2 separate regions of the Mus musculus genome follow, and region 1 is linked to region 2. Evidence: chromatin loops called from intact Hi-C (ENCODE). Cell type or tissue: heart. All regions are shown on one strand.

Region 1 (8,000 bases), 99 kb before region 2:
TCACCTGATCTTTCTGCCTCTGCTTCTGTAGTAGCTATTACTATATATGTATGCTAACTGACCAGGTCAGGCTCTCTATTTTCTGCCTGAGTGCTGTATAGTTGGTTGTTTTAATGTTGGCACCATAGTGTAAGTCACTATTGGATCAAGGTCAAGGAAGCACTGGATAATTAAGCAATGACACCAACCTGAAAGTAGGAACACTGGGTTTTGTTTTTAATTATTTCTCATGTTTGGTCATTATGACCAAAACTGGAAACAGCTGTTTATATTCCACTTCTGGACACACAGAGGGGTAAGAAAGGACAGTGTCGGCCAGTGAAAATTACTGAGGAACTGTAGTAGTGTTCTAATTCTTTACCTTAATCTGCTACTTGAGTATACTCAGCCTAGTAATAGAAAAAAATATATAAGGAAAACTGTGAGGTCTAGTGAGGTGCTCAGTGGGTAAAGTTACTTGTTGCTAAGCCTGGCAGCCTGTTTGAGCTCTGGGACACTCATGCTGGAGAGAGAGAACCAATTCCCTTTCATTCTTTCTTTGGTTTCATAATCATGTCTGTACTCCTATGACTGAAGAAATGACCGAGCATGTTGATTCCAGACAGAATGACTCAGATATGATAGTACAGATCTACAATTCCAGCATTAGGAGATCAAGAGGATCCCAAGTTCAGAGCCAGTTTATAAACCAGGCATAGTCTAATGTTCCTGGAAGGCTGAGGCAGGAAAATTGCCACAAATCTGAGAGACCAGCATGGACTACATAGTGAGATCAGGCCAGCCTTGCCTACAAAATATCTCAAACAAAAAATAATTCCAAAACAACCAAACAAGTCCCAGAACCTCCTACGCTACCATAGCAAGACCTTGTCTCAACAAAACAAAACAAAAGGCCCAGGCTTCCCACTGAATCGAATAAATGTCTTCTATTCTGCCAGAGGCCCTGATCCGCGGAGCCGGTCTATTTCTAGTTCTTAAACTTTGGGATAGGAGCCCGGGGGTGGTGGCGCACGCCTTTAATCCCAGCACTTGGGAGTCAGAGGCAGGCGGATTTCTGAGTTCAAGGCCAGCCTGTGAGTTCCAGGACAGCCAAGGCTACACAGAGAAACCCTGTCTCGAAAGAAGAAAAACAAACAAAAAAACTAAAAAAAAAAACTTTGGGATAGGAATTACTGAGGCAAATTTGTATTTCTTGTGTATTCCATCAAATAGCTTTTCAAGTCTATAACCAGTTGCTCCACCAGTAGAGAAGTGTCTCTTTTCAGTTTTACCATTATTTCTTCATATCCAAATCCTGTGAGTTAAAATGATGCACAATATTTAAATATAGTTTCATCTATATTCTCATTTTGTTTTGGCAGTCTTATGTAGTCCAAGCTGTCCTGGAATTCACTCTATAGGTCAGAGTGGCCTTGAATTTGCAGCAGTCCTCTCTTCCTCTTAAGTGATGGGCTTACAGGTGTGCATTGCTAGGGCTGTTTTTATACCCTCTTTACTGGTTCTAAACAATTTGCTCCTAGGTGACTGCATGTGTATGTCTGTGTATCTGTGGGAGGGCGGGAGGTAGCATGTGTGTAGAAGTCAGAGGACAACTTGCAGGAGTTGGTTCTCTCCTTTATTGTATGTGACCTTAGAATTGGGTTCAATTTGCCAAGCTGTGCTTTTACCCAGAGTCATCTTGCCAGACCCTTTATTGTTTTTACATTTTACTTTTTTTGTTGTCACTGGAATTGAGGGGAGGGGGGTGGCAGTGAAGGTTTTTCTGTGTCCTGGAACTTGCTCTGAGACCAGGCTGGCTTTGAACTCAGGAAGATCTGCCCTCCTACCTCAGCCGCCCAAGTGCTGGGATTAACGATATGGGCCACCAAGCCCAGCCCTACGTTTTACTTTTAATAAGTTTTATTACATCTGGTGTGTGTGTATATATATGGGGATTGAACCTAACTAAGGCTTTAAGAATACTAAGAAAGCACTCTATCATCAAATTATTATATTATCTCCAGCTGGCCCCCTCCCCCTTTTTACGTTTTATTTTTTTATTTTTTATTTTCTTGTATGTTTTGCCTGCACATATGCTCACTATTCACATGCCTGGTGCCTGTGGTAACCAGAAGAGGGCTTCATATTCCTGGGAACTAGATTAGAGATTGTTGTCAGCCACCTTGTAGGTGGCAGAAAATGAACCTGAGTCTTTGAAATACTAACAAGTCCTTTACGCTGAGCCATCTCTCTAGCTCCCAGCCGTCTTTTATTTTCTGAGACATAGTCAAACCATGTAAACCGTTAAACTCTGTAGTCCAGGTAGGCCTTCCACTTTAATGTCCTGGAGTTACATGGCCTGTGCCACTAAGTCCAGTACTTACTATAGTTTCTATGTAAGCAGATCAGGTTTCAAACAGCAAATAAGGTGTGGGTGATCAGATCGAATCCTAGTTCCTTGCATGCCTGTCCAGACTGACTGGAATTACGCCCAAGGTCACTTACAGACACTAGGACTAGTTATTGGTGAATCTGAACCTCAGCTGGGTTTGTTGGATTCCTAGAGCAGCCTCACCAGCCCTGTCTGCCCTGCCCATAGCTTATGATGGAGCAGTCCAAGAAGTCCTCGCTTATGGTGGCCCGCAGTATTCTCAACAACAAGCTCATTAGCAAGAAGCTGGAGCGATATCTGAAGGTGAGGCAAAGGCGAAAGCACTGTCCTAGTCCTGACCTTTGTGTGAGCCTGGTCCCCATTCTATCCCAGTGATTCCTACCTCCCATTAAAGTCTCTATCCATCTCTACAGGGCGAGAATCCTTTCACTGACAACCCAGAGGAGGAAAAGGAACAAGACGAGGTGGAGGCTGGCGCTCTGGATGAAGGGGCACCAAGCGAAGCGACAGAGCTCACAGAGGGCGTGCCGGCACAGCCCCCCGTGCCCCTGGAGCCCGCCCCAGGGACTACAACACCGCCACCTCCGCCACCACCAGAAGAGGAGGAGAGCCCTGTACCCTTGCTGGGCGGAGCGCTGCAGTGTCAGATCCGCGGGATCCCGGGCCTCGACATGGAAGACGACGAGGAGGGCGGTGGGGGTCCATAACCCTTACCCGGCAGGGCTCCCGTGGCCGAGGCTGGAAGTCCAGCCTAATAAAGTGCTTTCCCATCTGAGGTCTTCGTTTGTGCTGTGGTGAGGGCGGGCCCCTAGAAGTGCGCCTGCGCGCGGGTAAACGCGCTAGAACCGCTCACGCGTGCGCGGACCTGGACGCTCTTGCGCACTAGCTTACCCTTGAGGCACAACTCCCGAGATGCTGTAGATTTGCAACCCGGAAGGCTGGGCGGATCGGCGGGGGCGGGCCCATTTGAGCAACCAATGGTAGCGCCCAGAAAGAGACGTACGCTCTTCGTCTTCCAGTAGCAGACAGCACGTTGAACGCATGCGTTCTGAGCGAATCTAAGACAAGGATCTGCTGGCGGGTCGCGTCGCAGACATGGAGCAAGGCTACGGAGGTTAGTGTGGGCTCTTCTTCACCACGGGAGACCCTGGCGCATGTGGTATTCGGGCTTAGCCTGCAGCCGGAACGCACTTGCCGCAGCCCGGTTCTGTGTGGAGTTGTCCCGGACGCGCGCGCTTCCCTTATTGGGCCTCTGCGCAATCGTTCCCGAAGCGCCGCGCGTGGATTGGCCGGTAGGACTCGGGGCGGGGGGTGCGGATGAGGCGCGAAGGCCGACGCTGTGGCCGGTTTCTGGATGCGTTCTGGACCGCTTTCACTGTGCAAGCCGAGTGGCTCTCATCGCTGCGGGACCCCAGGACCCGAGCGGTCTCAGTCCCGCCTTCTCTTCCGAAGACGCCACAAAATGGCGGCTCCAGGGGCGGGGCTAAAGCGAACGCTGAGGAAGCGGGGGGTGGAGGGGGTTGAGGTCCGGCTGGGTTGCGGCGGCCGTAGCGAGGAGAGAGTCTCAGCTCATCCTCCGCAGGTCGTCCTTGAGAGCTCGTGTCCCCGGGCTCGCTTTTCTGAAGGCTTACGGGCAGCGCGCGATCGGCCCAGCTGTGCACTGCGGCTACACCCGGTGCAGCTTTTTGGGAAAACCTGGCTGGGTCTCTGCAGTGTACGCGGCGTGAGGTGCTCGTGGGAGGTGTGCTGCCTGAGGGGCTGGGATTCTGGACTGTAACATTACGGGGGTCTGCGGAAGCGGGAACGTTGCCTTTCCTAACCTAAATGTCAGCAACTTTTCGTAATTAGGCGTCGGTTCTCGAGCTATCTGCTTTTAATCTCCTGGGAGGCCTTGACTCTGTACGGAGATTTACCCGCAGGAGATAGTTGGAACATGTGGAATGGGGTTGGAAGTGGGCACAGGGAGTGGTTAGTGGCTTCTGGCGGCTAAGGAAGGGATCTTGAGAGGCAGCAGAGTAACAAGATCCCTAGAATTGGACTTGCCAGAGAGGCCTGAGGTGTGATGAACACGTGTGCTTGGGTATCAGCCTAGTGCTCTTTGCCTTTGGGATCCTAGATCTATGTCTTCCATTCTTAGCCTTTCCACCAGATAGATACCTGTCACAACCCTGCTATACTTCTTTGGTCTAGGGAACTTCATGGTGACTCCCACTTTCTACCAGCCAATAATTTTACAGATACAGTTAGGGTATTTGCAGCCTTCCTGGTTTTTTTGTTTTTTTAACTAAGAATTTTTTTAGCCGGGCGTGGTGGCGAATGCCTTTAATCCAAGCACTTGGGAGGCAGAAGCAGGCAGATTTCTGAGTTTGAGGCCAGCCTGGTCTACAAAGTGAGTTCCAGGACAGCTAGGGCTACAGAGAAACCCTGTCTCAAAAAACCAAAAAAAAAAAAAAAAAAAAGAAGAAGAAGAAGAAGAAGAAAAAGAATCTTTTTTTTTTAAGATTTATTTATTATATGTAAGTACACTGTAGCTGTTTTCAGACATTCCAGAAGAGGGCATCAGATTTCGTTAGGGATGGTTGTGAGCCACCATGTGGTTGCTGGGATTTGAACTCGGGACCTTCGGAAGAGCAGTCAGCGCGATTAACCACTGAACCATCTGGCCAGCCCCTCCCTGGTTTCTAAGTAGCAGTTAGGTATGGCCGTACTGAGTGCCTGTCAGCACATTTAAGGGACTGTGTTACAGTGGGGCTTTTGGGATATTCTGGAAAGGGAACTAACCATTAACACTGTCAAAGTGAAGTCATTCGACAGCCTGGGACTGTGCCACTGTATCGGACTATATGCTAGGCTCCAAAAACACAAATGAAGAGAATGTATTCCCTTTCTGTTCAAAGGAGTGTTGTAGGGGGTGACTTAGAAGGTCAGAGGGAGGCTTGAAAGCTGGGGTGTTGAGTGTTTAGTTACATGGAAGCAAAGCCTAACGTTTATGTCACCGAATTTCTAGCTTGTTTCCCAGTTTCGTGGCATAACTGGCAGCACTCTGAGCTTTCCCGCTTATGTGGCGGCTAGGCCAGTACAGTGGGCACTGTGACCTAATGCTGTGTTTTGTGTCCTCTAAACTTGGTTCCCTCCCTCCCGCCACCCCCCCCCCCTTTTTTTTTTTTTTTTTTTTTTTTTTTTTGCTTTGATGTCAGCTCAGCCAGGTAAGGTATGATGGTTTGCTTGCATTTGTGGGTGGAGATAGTTCTTAAAGGCTGGAGGAGGTGCGCTGGATCACATTTACGTTCCCTCGTTGTAAGCTGACACTTCTTTAGACTCTTTGGGTGTTATCAGAACTCTTATTTCCTTGAGGTAGGACAGAATCTTGACACATGATCTTTTCACAGGCTATGGGGCATGGAGTGCTGGACCTGCCAACACCCAGGGTAAGTGGTTCCTGATTAATGGGTTGGCTTGTGGGTTTCTCCACTGCATGCCCCCTTGTAGTAGAGCCCAGCATCTGTCTTCCCTAGGGGACATTTTGCCTTTTTTTTCTTTTTAAGGAAAAACAGTACTACATGGGAGCGGAGGCTGATTAGTAAGAAGAATGCTCCTTGTGTCACTCTGCTACCTGCCACCACAGGCCTCAGTAGCACCCATGCACCCCTGTTAGTCTGTATACACAAACTGTGCGTTCCTATTATGTTTAGCATATTGTGGAACGTTTGTCTTGGGGTGCTTTTCTTGTGACCATTTAGAGAGATAAAACCTGTTTTTAAGTCAAGAGTACAAAAACAGACAGTAGGCTAGATGTGGCCTAGGCTTTTGTTCACCCTTATTTTCTGAGTCTAGAACCTGTCCCAGGCCAAGTCCCTAGCACCATTGGAGGCAAGCCACTTTTTTGTGTGCCCCGTGAAAAGGTCTTCCAGACACCTCTGCCACATAATATGTTCTTATTCAGTTGAGAATGTGATTTCCTCCCACTCCCACTGATGCCTTAGGTATGGTTGGGAATAACTAGGTTTGGTGAGAACTGAGCTTATTTATGCAGGGGATTTTCTAAGGTCCAGTGCAGCCTGTCCTCTCAGTTAGTACTGTAGTGTAGACCACCATCTTGGGGATTGCTGTGTACCTTTCTTTTCTAAGCTTTCATGGGAGAAGTCAGGCCTGCCTGGGAGAGAAATATTATTGGTGCTTTGTACCTGTTCTGTAAAACGTGAGCATGCTAAGGACCACTGACACAACCAGTCACACCCCACCTTGTGGTGCAATGAGGTGGCAGCTGTCCTTAGGTAATAACTGGTATTGAAGTGCTTATGTGTTTTTGTTTTTCCTAAGGTACATATGGAAGTGGTATGACCAGCTGGCAAGGTAAGACCTTCTGAAAGGGACCTTGAGGTGGGCAAGTGAGTCTTTAAACAGCCATCCAGAGGTACAGGTCCCCACTCCCCCATCCTGGCTGTGCACATGGCTCTGTCGATAGCCCGGAGAATAAGGCTGCTGGGCCCTGAGGCGTATCAGAGCTAGGCTGACCTGAAGGGGAGTTTGAACTTGTTTGAGAGGGATTGTGGATATAGTGCAGGAACACTTTTCAAATGTCTTTGTTAGTACCTGGAATTGCTATTCTGAGGTTCTTGGCCATCTTTGATTAGGAAACAAGTCCTTCTGTCTCTTAAAGAAAACCTGCTACTACAATCTGTGGCCACCTGTCTCTCTGGTCTTGATCACATGTGTATTGTGGTATGATGTTGGTAATGCTTAGTTCCATAACTTTTTCCTTCTTGGTGGGCAGAGAGTGCTCCTGCAGACAAGAATGTCATGGCTAGCCTCATGTGCTCAGGCCTAACATGGTTCTTCTTTCTCCTGATAGGTTATGAAAACTACAACTACTACAATGCCCAGAACACCAGTGTCCCTGCAGGAACACCCTATAGTTACGGCCCAGCCTCATGGGAGGCCACCAAGACCAATGATGGTGGCCTGGCAGCTGGGAGCCCTGCCATGCATGTGGCGTCTTTTGCCCCAGAGCCATGTACCGACAACTCAGACTCGCTCATTGCCAAGATCAATCAACGTTTGGACATGTTGTCTAAGGAAGGAGGCAGGGGTGGGATCAGCAGCGGTGGGGAGGGCGTGCAGGACCGAGACAGGTGATTATGGCCTTCAACCTTTGCTCATGGAATCCCTTTCTGGAATCACGGGAGTGGGTACCAGCTCTTTTAGAAAGCCCTCTTTCCTGTTCCTCCTTTAGGCTGGAGTTGGACCCTGTGGGGTGGGCTTCACTGAAGGTTTCCTAAACTGCTGGCCAATGAGCCTAAGATTCTTTGTTCTGGCAAGGGCTTCATGCTCTTTCTTTGTTAGCAGTGTTTGAATGAGTGTTCTTAGGCTAGTTTGCCTTCTGGGCATTTAGGTAGATACTGACTGGGTGGGTTGGTTTCTTGTTCTGAATGTAAGAGGTCCAACTTAGTGTAAAGTTAGGCTGAGGGCAGATTATTGGGTAGCCTGGATGGCTTAGGCTGCTCCTAATGGGCTGTATACTTCCTTTGCAGCTCCTTCCGCTTCCAGCCATACGAGTCCTACGACGCCAGGCCCTGTATACCTGAGCATAATCCCTACCGCCCCGGCTACGGTTATGATTATGACTTTG
Region 2 (8,000 bases):
GAGGCCTAGATGAGGGGATTGGGGGATGAGGGCAGATTTTGATCAAAATACATTGTGCATACAATAAATTATCCTTTTTTTTTTGTTTTATTTAAAAAGAAAATATTTATTTTTCCCCCTTGTGAATACAACCTGTTAGCATGTGAATTTCCATCTAGCACTTAGGAATCTGTCCTTTCTTTACTTACTTTACAGTCAGTTCCTCACTGACACCACGGGAACGTCTTTGGCTGTGGAGTTAAGTAACAGTGGCCTTTGATTTCTTTGCTCCTCAGGATTACTATAAGATTATTAAAACACCCATGGATATGGGAACAATAAAGAAGCGCTTGGAAAACAACTATTACTGGAATGCTCAGGAATGTATCCAGGACTTCAACACTATGTTTACAAATTGTTACATCTATAACAAGGTGAGATGTTGGGGGGCAGAGGTCCAGTTTCCCTGCTTGGGAAGGAGGGGGAGTAAAAATAGGGATACTTCTAAGGAGCCCAAGGACAGGGTTGCTGGGATAGCTGGGCTGTGTAAGGATGATAGCAAGAGACTCCCAGAAGTAGGATAATGGGACCTATAATTGTGCATAGGATTGGGTGTTTCTTTTGTGGGGAGGAGGGCATTGTTATCCTTGTTAGCCTGAAGCATCTGCCTCGAGTACCCTTGGGGTTTTTATTTTAGTTCTTGAGCATGTCTAGTACAGAACATATGAGGACAGATGACACCAGGTGGTCCTTTGGGATGGTGTAAATTTTCAGGTAAAAGAGCCTGCACAACTTAGAGTTTTGCAGAGGTGTGCTCAGGCACAAACCTTGATGTGAGAGGGTACAGTGGGGCTAGCTGCAGACCCCAGCTGTTCTGTGGGTCACAGTCTCCTGGAACTGTGGACATGGCCATAAAATCCAGTGTCCTCCTGGTCTTACATATAGACCCACGGGCCACTTCCTAACCCCGTAGCCAAACCTTTCGGCTCGGCTGTGCCATGAAGCCAGATCATTTGTTTACAGTTCAGACCACAGATGTGATTAAAACCAACCCTTTCAAATAGAACGACTCTGGAGGGAGACACTATACAGAACTCAGCTTTTGACCTCTGCTCGTGTAGTGGGTAAAATTGCCCAGAAGAGATGGGTAGGTGAGTTTCTTGAAGTTTACTGTGTTTTGTAAAGCCTTAGTTCTCACCACTTAGGTGGAAATTAAAATGTACAGACTAGGCCCTCAGTTTAGAGCTGAACGGGGACAGCATGTTCTGGACATGGTGACAGAGTGGGGATTCATAAGGCAATGTGATAAGGGCTTTGTTCAAACCTCACTGAGCTGCCATTGGGGTACATTAGGGAGCACTGTTGGAACCCTAAAAAATATTCATCACCAGAAAAAATGCTGTGTAATTTGAGTAGTTCTAGTGAATTCATTTGAGTTGTATCTGAAGAAATCCCAAAGTAAAGGAGGGCCTCCCGTTAGGAAATTAAGCTGGTAGGTACATAAGGCACAAGGATGGTTTCTTGGAGCTTAAAACTGAAAGGAGATTCAGGTGGATAGGTCTTCTTAGGAATACCAAATAGCATAACCATTATGGCCCCTGGAGTCCAGATCTTGTTTAGGAATACCTGGTAGCATAAAGATTGTAGCCCCCTGGAGTCCATAAATCATGAAAGGAGCCTGGGTACAATGCTCCATGTATTGGAGCATGGGGGTGGCCCTGGTGTCCCGTCCACAGAGATGGGAAGAAAAGGCCTTCCAGCTCTACCCCACCTGTTTCCTCATCCAGCCTGGAGATGACATCGTCTTAATGGCAGAAGCTCTGGAGAAGCTCTTCTTGCAAAAAATCAATGAACTGCCTACAGAAGAAACTGAGATCATGATAGTCCAGGCAAAAGGAAGAGGACGAGGGAGGAAAGAAACAGGTAGTTGTGTTTCTCCCTCATCGTTGCCTATTTTCCAAGTTTATCAGAGTGCTAGGGATTACAGGGAGTTAGGTGGTGACAGCAAATATTTCATTGCTGATATTTGAACAGAGTGGACTTTAATATCATCTATGCTCCTAGGAAGTCCCATGGATCTGAAGTTTCTCCTTGGCAAAAGTCACTGGGCCCTGAGTAGTTGATAAACTTAGATATAAAAGAAAGCATGGCTTTGACATTTGATTCTTCACCTTTGGTGCTGTAGCTGTTTCTCGCTTTTCTCTCAATTTTATTATTTATTATTTGTTTTATGGTGCTAAACCTCAAATCCAGCAAGTATTTCACCATTGAGCTTCATGCCCTGGTCCTGCTTTTCCATTTTAGAATAAAGAAATTATTCTGACAGAAGCCGTTGTAACTAGTTTCCCAATCTTTAAGGTTTATCATCTAAATTCCCTTAATGCCAGTCATGTTTGCCTCTGGTGCTCACTCATCTAAAGCCAATTACTAACTTCTTCCTGCCTCCCAGTTTCCAACTGTACCACTACTAACAAAACTCAAGCAGCCATCTGGCAAAGTTGCTATTAACAGGTACTATGTCCTGTACTTTACAGTTCTGAGCTGCAAAAGGGTGACAATTTTCAGGTTGCTTCTGGTTGTTAGTTATTTGCTTCTTTTAAGACATGCTTTTAGCCTGGCCTCCCACCTTGCTCTAAAGTGGCAAAGGCACAGGGGCCCGCTAAATCCAGAGTAGCTTTTGGAATTACCAAAGAAAGACAGTCATTCACATGTATGTTCCCACTCCTTTCTCCTCTTCCTCTCCCTCTCCCTTCCACTCTCTTCTCTCCCTCCTTCCTTCTTTTTCCTTCCCTCTCCTTCCCTTTGTTAATTCAGACTCAAAGTCTTCATGCTTCTTGAGTCTTGTTATTACATATATTCACTACTACTCAAAACTTTTGGCAGGTACATGGATTAAATCACATTCCTTATCCATAACATGCAGAGCCTACTCCTCACTTTCTGGGACTAACAGTTTTGATGATTTGACTGCAGCAGGCACGGGAATCTCAGGCTAGAAAGAAAATTGGGAAACTCAGTAGAACCTCCCCCTTCCTCCTCATATGATTCCTGGAAAGCGCTCTAGGACAGCCTACAGATAGATAATGCTTTTGCTTTCCTGTCTGTCTGTCTGTCTGTCTCCTTCCTGAGGTAGAATTTTTTATTGACATAGCCCAAGCTGGCCCTAAAACCTTAATCCTTGCAACTTGGCCTCCTCACTGCTGAGATCGCAGGCTTTAAAGACTTGCTGTCATTCCATCTGAATGCAAATCATAGTACAGGATACGGTCCCTGGTTCACCTGCTCACGTTTGGGCTGTAGTTATAATCCTTTGTTTTTAATTTCTGATTTGGTGTGCCATGTGACTACTTTGTGTTGGAAGTTAGAATGCAGCTACAGGGAAACAAGCTGAGTAGTCACAGATGGCTACAATTGTCCACTAGTCCCTAGTGGCTCTGAGAGTTGAGACCATCCTACTTTTCAGAAAGCTTGCAAGGTCGACTGCTGCCAGATCTGTCAAAAGCACTCGGAAGGAAGTGAGGGCAGCTGTCTGCATTCCCCAAGGAACATTTTTCTGATTTCCATGTGCAGCACTGGTGATAACACAGTGTATAGGTTTCCCACTCTTTTAGCCTGGGCTTCCCTTCTTATCTCAGTCTGTATCTGAGTGAGGAGTTGCCACCAGGACACCTCAGGAAATGATACCACTTCCCTGGGGACACAGGAATAAGTTTGGTGCACAGTGATACCTGAAGTGTTCCAGATGGTCTTAACACTAAACAAATGTAGTACACAAGTATATGTGGGTGTTTTGTCAGGGTGTGCTAACATAGCTTTTAAATTTACTATTTTTTATGATTGGTAGGGGCAGCAAAGCCTGGTGTATCCACGGTACCAAACACAACTCAAGCATCAACTTCTCCGCAGACCCAGACGCCTCAGCAGAACCCTCCTCCACCTGTGCAGGCCACAACTCACCCCTTTCCTGCTGTCACCCCAGACCTCATTGCCCAGCCTCCTGTCATGACAATGGTGCCCCCTCAGCCACTTCAGACTCCTTCACCGGTACCCCCCCAGCCACCACCCCCACCTGCTCCAGTTCCACAGCCTGTGCAGAGTCACCCGCCCATCATTGCGACCACCCCCCAGCCTGTGAAGGTGAGCATCCTGGGCCCTGGTGGATTGCTGCCACCAGAGACGGACTTGCAGGCTCTCTTAGTTGTTTCTTCTATGGGCTGTGTAGCTCAAGGCCCAGGTAGTAAGCAGTAAACCTCTTCAGCAGGTTCTGTGGCCTCTAAGGGAGTAAATACTCTATTGAGTTTTGTGCTTTTCTCCTGTTGCTGGCTGGTTCTAGTCCAGCTGTGGAAAACAGTGGTGTGACAGGGTCTCAGTGCAGTTATACCTTTGGGCTTGTCCTGAGTATTGGGATCCCGGTCAGGGCTTGGTTTCAGAGGTGATCCTGAAGGGCAGCTGTACCAGCCAGAGCCTCTGATTGAGACTTTTGTGTCTGTGCTCATGGCAGACAAAGAAAGGGGTGAAGAGGAAAGCAGATACCACCACCCCTACCACCATCGACCCCATTCATGAGCCACCCTCACTGGCCCCAGAGCCCAAGACCGCCAAGCTGGGTCCTCGGCGGGAGAGCAGCAGACCTGTGAAGCCTCCAAAGAAGGATGTACCGGACTCACAGCAGCACCCAGGGCCAGAGAAGAGCAGCAAGATCTCTGAGCAGCTAAAGTGCTGCAGTGGCATCCTCAAGGAGATGTTTGCCAAGAAACATGCTGCCTATGCCTGGCCTTTCTACAAGCCTGTGGATGTGGAGGCACTGGGTCTGCACGACTACTGTGACATCATCAAACATCCCATGGACATGAGCACAATCAAGGTTAGCTACCAGGTCCCTGGGATGATGGTCAGAGACAGGATTTCTCCTAGACTAATCCAACAACGTTCTGGGTGCCCCCTGCAGGTTCATTGTTGAAATAAGTGAACACTAACCTAGTATACTTGGTTTCAGGTGATGACTCTGCCTATTTCCTTGGTGTAAGGAGATGTAAGATGCATACTCGAGCTCTCTCAATGCCCCTGTACTTCTTTGCACCTGCCAGATGGTCTAGGAGACTGGGTCCTCTGGGCTCAGTGTGATTGGCAAGAAAGGCTTTGCTGTTTGATCTGTAGAAGACACAGCACTATCTACCAACATCATCACCAAAGTATTTTATTTAAGGACTTTTATAATTTTCCTCCTGGAAGTAGAATAACATTGCTCAAACAGGAGATTCCTTTCTGTACCTTCAGTACAAGCACATGCAAGATGAGAACTTGTTTTATTTTCTCATCAGTTCTGGCATAATCTCTTCTGGGATTCTGTGCGTTCAGTTTCCCTTTAGACTTTTCACTGACCTCAGTAGGGTAAGCCTGGGTCTAAAATCATTTCTAAGCCCCAAGACTTGGCAGCTATATCTCCGTATCTGTCTCATGCCGAGAACCGGAGTGATGGCCTGTTGTTCTTCTTTGTCCCCATAATCCATATTCTAGTCTGGATTAAACTGAGAGCCACTAAGAAGCTACCTTGTTTCCCATCAATAATGTATTACACACACACACACACACACACACAGAGAGAGAGAGAGAGAGAGAGAGAGAGAGAGAGAGAGAGAGAGAGAGAGAGAGAGAGAGAGAGAGAGAGAGACAGACAGACACAGGAACAGAAATGTCTAAGGCCTACTTTGTATTTGCAGTCTAAACTAGAGTCCCGAGAGTACAGAGATGCCCAGGAATTTGGTGCTGATGTCCGATTGATGTTCTCCAACTGCTACAAGTACAACCCCCCTGACCATGAAGTGGTAGCCATGGCTCGAAAACTCCAGGTAAGGCTCCAAGGTCAGGCCAGATCTTGCCTTGTCAGGTATTTATTCTGTCACTTCACTCATAATAATGCAGTGAGGCTTGGAGGAAATTTTGTTTTTGTTTGTTTGTTTGTTTGTTTGTTTGTTTTTGAACAGGGTCTCTCTTATGTAGGCCTGGCTGTTCTGGAACTCTTAACATAGATCAGGCTGAGCATATGTAACTTACCTAATGCATACATACATTTTAAGTTAGGGTCATTAACTTAAATGTGAGTGGCTGGTTCTGTCTGTCTGCCTGTTCGTATCCCCCAACCCCTACTCCCCACCCTGCCCCTTCAACAACCTGGAGGAGACTTTTATTTTTTTTAAGACTTATTTATTACTTATTTTATATGTAAGTACACTCTAGCTGTCTTTAGACACACCAGAAGAAGGTGCCAGATCTCATTAGAGATGGTTGTGAGCTACCACGTAGTTACTGGGATTTGAACTCAAGTCGGTGCTCTTACTTCCTGAGCCATCTTACCAGCCTAGCTTTTATTTTAAAGAAAAGTACATACCAAAATTTACAGAGACCTATAAGGTACAAGTGCTCTTAACCATTGAGCCATCTCTATAATGCCCAGACCTGCCTTTAAAGGAAACATAAGATCTTAATTCCCAGCCATTTCTTCATTAGTTCATAGGTTGCTACCGCTCTCAGGTCAGTGGTCTGCTGAGCAACCTGCTACTAAGAAGCACAGGTATATTAGTTGTGGGTCGCAAGGCTTCCTTGGGTCTGCTTATATAGCAGTCTCTAGGGTTTCCAGGGCAGAGATTTGCAGAGCTGTTGGTGACCCGTTGGTCTTTGTCATTAGAACTTTGGTGATTCCCTGCCTCCATACTATTTTGTTAGTTTTGCTAATGTGTCACATGATAGCATCTTTTCTCCTTCAGTTCAGAGAACATGTCAGATTCAAGGGTAGCTTGATAGGATTGACTACTGCTCTTTGATAGTGTTGACCTGGCTCTTAAAATTCAAATGCACGATCAGACTATTGGGAATTTTTCACTTGATTGGTTGATTTTGTTTGTTTTACATTTATTTGTATGGGTGGTTTGACTGAGATGTCTGGTGGTTATGGAGTCTTAAAAGATGGTAGCAGATCCTCTAGACTGGAGTTGTAAGCTTCCAGCTTCCTTAATGGTGCTCGGGACAGAACCTGAATCTCCTGCAAGACCATCTAGTACCATTGGTTTGGTTTGGTTGGTTTGGTTTGGTTTTTGTGTGTGATTGTTGGTTTTTGTGTTTTTGTTTTTTTTTTTCTTTTGGTTTTTTGAGACAGGGTTTCTCTGTGTAGCCCTGGCTGTCCTGGAACTCACTCTGTAGACAAGGCTGGCCTCGAACTCAGAAATCCGCCTGCCTCTACCTCCCAAGTGTTGGGATTAAAGGCATGCACCATCACGCCCGGGGTGGTTTTTTTGTTTGTTTGTTTGTTAGTTTTTGTGTTTTTAAATCTTCCTTAGTTTTGTTTTTTTTTTTCTGACTTGTACTTGTCACTTAGCATTCCCTCTTCAGTTTGGTGTTATCTGTCCTTCAGCTTCATAAGAAAGGCAGCCCCTTCGCCATTTATGTTTGCTTTCACTAGTCTTTATGTGGAATTAAGGCTTTTAAATTTTGCTACAATTTTTTAAGATACATTTTATTTATTAGTTAATGTATTTGAACTATACTCTTGTTGTCTATCTCTGGCTAGTTCTACCTCTACATTCTGAATACTGGAATTAAAGATAGTCTACATCATACTCAGCTGACTGCACTTTTTAAACAGGACCATCAAGTGGCAGCGTGCCTTCAGACTTTGGTCTGAGGACCCCCTCCTTTTGCTCACAGTTTTTTAGAACCTAGGGTAGTGTTTGGCCATTTTTGTCCCTGGTTTAGAAACTGTAAAGTTCAATTCAGTTTCCTGCCAGCAAGGAAAAATACTATCTTGAGGAATTAATATTAAAGAAGGGAAAGAAAAACCACTGTGTCTGGTGCGCCCCCCCCCCCCCCCCCCCATGCCTTGCCACTACTTCTTCCTCTGTACAGTCTGGACTCTGAAGGGGAAGGGTTTGCTTTTATATTTTGGTGTCTTGTTTAAAAGTTTTCTTTTGTATACCTTTCTCCTCTTAGTGGGTGAATCTGTTCAAGCATACCATTTTTATTAGGAT

What was found. Peaks named below come from ENCODE experiments on the same cell type or tissue, not always from the same donor. Only the 100,000 strongest peaks of a DNase experiment are listed, where the experiment ranks them.
Region 1: it touches region 2 in a loop (2.0-fold over the local background); 3 of 42 quality-filtered maps call a loop at or near these places.

Annotation. Positions count from the first base shown.
Region 1 is chr17:32,316,570-32,324,569 of GRCm38, reverse strand. Akap8 (A kinase (PRKA) anchor protein 8) reads left to right here and starts at 3,332. Exons shown (of 14, transcript NM_019774.5): 1 at 3,332-3,485; 2 at 5,761-5,799; 3 at 6,692-6,724; 4 at 7,224-7,503; 5 at 7,903-8,000. The coding sequence starts at 3,467. Akap8l (A kinase (PRKA) anchor protein 8-like) reads left to right here. Exons shown (of 14, transcript NM_017476.2): 13 at 2,579-2,674; 14 at 2,785-3,146. The coding sequence ends at 3,078. In heart, CTCF peaks have their summits at 2,966, 3,732 and 4,912 (motif pointing right); a DNase peak (open chromatin) is centred at 3,289; H3K4me3 peaks cover 3,039 bases; H3K27ac peaks cover 2,518 bases.
Region 2 is chr17:32,217,989-32,225,988 of GRCm38, reverse strand. Brd4 (bromodomain containing 4) reads left to right here. Exons shown (of 20, transcript NM_020508.4): 4 at 276-413; 5 at 1,767-1,902; 6 at 3,824-4,116; 7 at 4,481-4,843; 8 at 5,700-5,828. Among named protein-coding and RNA genes, the nearest start is that of Ephx3, 33 kb to the right of the region's middle. In heart, a CTCF peak has its summit at 4,945 (motif pointing left); no DNase peak of the experiment used is centred here.